Regions from separate parts of the Homo sapiens genome. Here region 2 is linked to region 1. Evidence: chromatin loops called from intact Hi-C (ENCODE). Cell type or tissue: mammary epithelial cell. All regions are shown on one strand. Links, peaks and the distances in the headings refer to the core of each region. The heading gives the core; the rest is flanking DNA. Region 1 has its middle 7.8 kb from the start of PICSAR. Region 2 overlaps ADARB1 (adenosine deaminase RNA specific B1).

What was found. A loop is a pair of places that touch in the nucleus more often than their neighbours do. Peaks named below come from ENCODE experiments on the same cell type or tissue, not always from the same donor. Only the 100,000 strongest peaks of a DNase experiment are listed, where the experiment ranks them.
Region 2: a loop joins it to region 1, with 2.9 times the contacts of the local background. A loop is called at or near these places in 15 of 110 quality-filtered maps.

What each region holds. Positions count from the first base shown.
Region 1 is chr21:45,011,112-45,014,018 of GRCh38, reverse strand. No RefSeq gene overlaps it. Among named protein-coding and RNA genes, the nearest start is that of PICSAR, 7.8 kb to the right of the region's middle. RefSeq lists enhancers at 86-1,069, 1,070-2,055, 941-2,140 and a silencer at 1,011-1,305. In mammary epithelial cell, for the core only: no CTCF peak of the experiment used is centred there; DNase peaks (open chromatin) are centred at 1,168 and 1,438; H3K27ac peaks cover 1,809 bases.
Region 2 is chr21:45,077,830-45,080,736 of GRCh38, reverse strand. All of the region lies in intron 1 of ADARB1 (adenosine deaminase RNA specific B1), which reads right to left. Among named protein-coding and RNA genes, the nearest start is that of ADARB1, 4.7 kb to the right of the region's middle. In mammary epithelial cell, for the core only: no CTCF peak of the experiment used is centred there; a DNase peak (open chromatin) is centred at 1,586; H3K27ac peaks cover 640 bases.

The sequences.
Region 1 (2,907 bases), core at 237-2,736:
CAGAGGTTGCTGTGAGCTGAGATCGCACCACTGCATTCCAGCCTGGGTAACAGAGTGAGACTCTGTCTCAAAAAAAAAAAAAAAAAAATCCTAAATCCCACACCCATGGGTGCCAGGACAGTTCTGGGAACACCCATGTTTGGAGTAAAAACTGGTGGGACCACAGTTCTGAGAAATCTCCACCTTTTTCCAGGAATCTTCTTGGACTCTGCCCCTTGGTTTAAAAAAAAACCCATAAAGGCAGCAGCCCCAAACCTCACTGCGCGACTGTCTTGTGAGTCCACGCGAACTCCCCTCTTGAGTGTAGACTTTTCACTTTGCAATAAATCTCTGTACTTTGACTATTTTCGGACTTGTCCTTGAATTCCTTCTCGCGGTGGTGTCAAGAGCCCTGACACTGGCTGGGATCGAGGTCCCATCAGCGTCTGGGGACCTTGCACAGCCCATCAGTATCACCCTCAGATGAGCCGAGGGCGTGCAGGTCCCAGGTCCGCTTGGTGCCGGTGGCATGAGTGGTCGGTCTGTGAAAGCCAGGGGACCCACAGCAGTGCCAGCCCCCAAGGTAGGGCCTGCTTGCCCACAGCTCCCCCAGGTGTGAGCCCGCCCTGTAGCAGCAGGCTGCCCCTGGTGGTACTGCAGAGCCCAGGGTGAGTTCAGCTCTGTCCCCAGAGGGCCGGTGGGCCTTCTGCTGGCTGTTTGCACAGCTCGCTGGGTGCGGGGCAGCCTTGGCCTTTAGCCGGGGCCTCCCTCTCCCTGCAGGGGGAGTCCCCAGAGTCACCAGCCTGGCTGCTGTTTCTGCAACGCCCCCACCACGCCCCACCACCATCAAGGCCCCTCTGCCCCTGCCTTCACCTCCCCAGGACTGGGGCCTCCATCTGCTTTCACCTCCCTGGGCTCCCAGGTTCAGCCCTCCAAGAGTTGCTGCAGCTTTACTCTTTCTCTTCCTTTCACTACAGATGCGTTCCCCCCTCAGTTCCAGGTGTGCGTTGGGGACAGAGACAAGGGCATTGCCCAGGCTGCCATCCTTAAGAAGTCTACGTGGGAAATGGGTAACCCACAGGAACAGACTTGGGTCAGTGGCAGGCATGTCCCATCCAGACACCTCTTCCCCAGCTGCTCCCTTCGGGCTCAGGTGCCGCCTCCTCTCTGCAGCCTCCTGCCAGGACCTGTCTGCCGGAGCTTCCTTCGCTCAGCCCTGAACCCCGCCCACCACTCCCTGCAGGCACAAATCCCTGATTTCTGTCCATCTGTTCCTTGCCTCTGAAATGTCACCATTGGGTGTTAAAGGGTCTGGAGGTGACCTGAGGCAGGTGAGATAGGGGGACCATGAGGGGGCCACTCCTCAGCCCTGTGCTCTCTATTCTGCCCCTAAGAGGAGCTAAGGAACAGTTCTTTGGTCTGATTGTGACACTGCATCCTGTGCTTTCACTGTGTGGTGGGCTGAGTGATGGCCCTGGAATGTCCGGGCCCCAATCCCTGGAAAGTGACCTCACCTGGCAGGAATGTTTGCAGGGGGGACTCAGTGAGAGGCCCTGAGACGGGGGATTATCTCGGATCATCCGGGTGGGACTGAGGCGCCTCTGGTGTTCTTAGCAGGGGAGGTCTGCCCCACCAGACCACGTGTCACCAGCGCTGTGCTGCTCTGCTGGCCACGAGAGGGAGGCCAAGGGGGCAGCGCGGGGGCTGAGGCGGCAGGAGCCTCGAGGAGTCCTGCAGACACCTTACACCTTTATTGTGCCCAGTGAAACCACTTTGGACCTGGAGCTGTGAGAACGTCCATTTCTGATGTTGCAGCTGCCTGCTCTGTGGCGATTTGTTGCAGCTGAAGCTCGTGCAGCTCGGCAGTGGCGTGGTCTGTGTTTCTCGGGTTGTGTGGCCCCCATTCCTGCTGGAACCGGGGCAGTGAGCCGAGGTGCTGGAGGCCCTGGGCGGGGCGGTGTGTGGTCCCCTCAAGGCTGCCCGGCTGTGAGGACCAATGTCTGCACCACCTCTATCAGCCGGCCCTCCTGCGGCAGCTGGGGTCGGGCGGGGTGTGGGGGGCGTGAACACAATGGGCCAGAACCCAGGTGTGGGCTCGAAGCTTCTGTGGGGCTGCTCCATGCGGGTGCTGTTCCCAAATAATTATCTGGTCAAATGTGACGCGGTCCTGCAGACTTGGCATACTGGGCAGAGCCTGACAGGCTCACACACTTTGAGCAGAAATCCCTTTTTCAGAAATTGCCTCTAAGGAAACGCCACGCGTGGGGATTCAGACGTGCAATGAAAGGGGCTTGATGCGGCTGCTCCTCAAATTTTGGTGGATTTGGTGGGAGGCACCACCCCACCACACCTTCTGGTGCGTTCCCTGTAGGCCGCTGTCCAGACAGACGACCTGGCCCCAGGGTTCCAGGCAGGGTCGGGGCTCACCGATTGTTGCTGGAGAGGTTGGAAGGAGGGGTGAGTGGGGCTGCCCCTCAGTGCCTTGGCCCTGCAGCTAGAGGTCACACCCTGGCTTCGGCGTTGGCAGTGGGTCCCACGCGGGCCTGTGCCGGCCTCGCCGTGCGGGCACCCCTCTGCTGGGATGGGTCTCAGCAGAGATGGAGAATATTGTGCTGTTGAGAACACTAAACGTGTTAGCTGTCGGTGAGACTATAAGTGATTCCTACCATTTTCTTCATGTATCTTTGTATTTCTAGATTTCCTACAATAAACATGTATTAAATTACTATTCTAGTGAAAGAAATAAAAGACAGTAGACTTCCACTTCTAGACAAGATGGAGTGACAGGGGCTGAATGTACTTATCTGCCCAAAACAACTAAATAAGAGACAAGACTATTGAAACCAGGGTCCTCAAGGCAATGGGCATCAGACAAAAAGGAGCCGTGACCCGAGAAATGGGACACGGACGCGATGAGCCCTCTGAGGG
Region 2 (2,907 bases), core at 210-2,709, 67 kb before region 1:
ACTGAATTTGGTGAATAAAGGTGCCAACCTCCAGGTAACAATACTTTTAGAGAAAAGTGAATTTTTTAAATAAATAAAAAATTCCATTTCCACATGTATCTTTCCGTAAGTACGCCCCATGGCATGTTCAGCACAAGCTGGTAAGAAGCTGGATCCTGAGTCCTAGGGTGAGATTCCGAACTTTTTAGGACTGAGGACAAAACCATGATTTATTTCCTATCCTCCTTTCAAAAGGGCAGCATGTCTTGAGGAATATTTCTGAGTCCAGGCTCCCACGTGCAGAAGTCCTGCCTCCCTCCTGAAGTCCCGCCTCCCTTCTAGAGCTGAGCATCCCTGCTCTTCCTGCCTCCCTCTCACCTTCTCAAGGACTTGGCTCCAACATTATCCTCTTTCCTGGCATATTATAAATGTTTCCCTCTACTGGATCATTCCTATTAGCTCATAACATGCTATCATCGCTCTCATTTAAAAATACAACTAAAAACTTCCTGTACCCATGTCCCCTCCAGCCACCATCCCATGACTCTTCCCTTTTAACAGAACTCCTCTAGAGAGTCGTCTACACTGATGTTCCCACCTCTACTCTATTTGTTTCCTCTCCCCACCACTCCAAACCTATCAAGGTCACTCACAACCACCTCTTATCAAAGCCAATAGGAAACTCTCCAGCCCACGAAGAATAAGAAGAAAAGAACCCCTCGGTGTCTTGGTTTCCAGGCCACTAGACTCTCACTAGTTTCTTCCTTCTTCAAACAGAGTCCTTTTCAATGGCGTTGCTAGACCCTCCCTCCCAATGTGGACCGCTTGCCAAAAGCTCCCAGGCCATTCCTCATCTCCTGCTCCTCTGTATCCATACTGTATGCCTCATAGATCAGCAATATGCAAATGACTCCCAAATTTACATATTTGGCCCCAACCTCTTCTTGAACCTGACCTTGAATTTCCATCCATATTCACCTTTCTCTACTCAGATAACTAATCATAAAAATAATAAGCAAAGTAAGCCCCATTAAATACTGTTAGTCAGGTACTATTTTAGGTACTTTACATTAGCAACTCAACAACCCTGACAAGTTGCTTTTATTCTTCCTAATTTATAGATGAGAAAACTGAAGCACAGAGATTAGACTGCTTGCTCAAGATCATCTAGGAAGTAGCTGCACAATGACCCAACCCTCGTCCTCCAGATCTGGCCCTTGAGTGGAGCTGCTGAGCTGGGCTGCCTTCCAGTCACAAGCTCCACATGTTCAAATCCCAACACTGGCTCTTCCCAGACTTCCCTATCTCATACCTGGCACCAACGCCAAGTCAAAAGCTGAGTTGGAAGAATCAGATTCTAGATGTGAAGAAATTTCAGAATTACTTTATTTTACTTGTATTTTCCTTTTTTATGAAAGTGCATGAATTATATGATTTTAAAAGTCAATGCTTAGTCTAAGCTCTTTCAATGAGTATAAATGAATGCTGGGTAACAAGAAAGCATTGTGTCACAATCTAGTTGGCTACATTTTCCCTTTGTTAGCAGCATAAGAAATGATGATGCAACTTAAAAATGATGGCATCTTACAAATGCTGAAATTCAGTAGGCTGAATCTGATCTCACCACTTCCGCCCTGGTCTGAGGTGCCGGTACAGTCACCCAGCTTTCACAAAAGTCTAACTGATCTCCTTGCTGATATTCCTCCTCCAGTCTGCAGTAGTGGAGGTGCAAAAAGCAAGCTGCAGTAAGGAGGTAAGGGTACATCCTGCCATTGCCACTTCCTGTGTGACCTTGGGTAAATCACTTAACCACTCTGTGCCTAGGTATTCCCCCCTGTAACATGGGAATAATGATAATAATGCCTACTTTTTGGACTGTCATAAGAATAAATGAATTAATATATGTAAAGCTCTTAAAACAGCCTGGCATATTGTAAGCCCAACAGCCAGAGTGGTACTTTTTAAAGATAAATCAGATCATGTCATTCGCAAGGAAGGAAGAAAGGCTCCCTTAAGGCTTCCCATCAAACTTAAAATCTAAATTCCTTACCACAGCCTGTGTGCTCCAAGATGCAGCTCTCCTCCACTCCCATCTCACTTCCTACCACTCGCCCAGCCTCTCTGGCAGCAATGGCCTCCCTGAGGTGACCACCATACTACAAGGAGGCTCAGGGACTTTCACCCGAGAGTTCCCTGTGCCTGAGAGGCTGCTGCTGCCGTGACCTCAGCCCAGCTCACTCCATCCTCACCACCTATTTGACCTTCTCTCACCTACCCTGCCTCATTTGCCCTTTGAAGCAGTTAGGACACCAAATGCTTGTTTACTGCTCTCCTCCTTCCCAAGAAAATGAACCGCTTGAGGGCAGGAACTCTCCTCATCAGGCTCATCCTGAATCTCCAATACCTAGAACAGTACCTGGGCCAGGATGCATGGGTGAATGCCTGTTGGATGAACAAGCAAATGAAATGGAACCAGGTTCCAAAATCACCAAACTAGAAGCAAGTAGAGCTTCCATTTCACTGTACTTCCAATAAAAATACAAGGTATCTCAGAGTTACTTTCATCCCCCTTCCTGTTCCATCACAAAGACGTTAAACCTAAAACCAAAGTCACTTTTCTTTGTGTACGCCTAGGACATCTTATAGGCATACAGGTGGAAAAGTGCAGCAAGCAGTACTAATCAAACTACCAAAAAAAAAAAATTGTGATAATTTGATATTAATGGCCCTAGCCCAACAGCTGTCAAGCTATGGATGAAGCAAAACTCTGCAAATGGAAGGTGCGGTAAGCCCTGCCACGAAGACCTCTGTGGGCTACTGCGCTGTCCCTGTCCACACCCCAGATAAAAAGCTGTCAACTTGGAAAGAAAAGTCACTCAAGGAATAAGGAAGGAATCTTAATGATTTCACTGGACAATTTTTAATTTT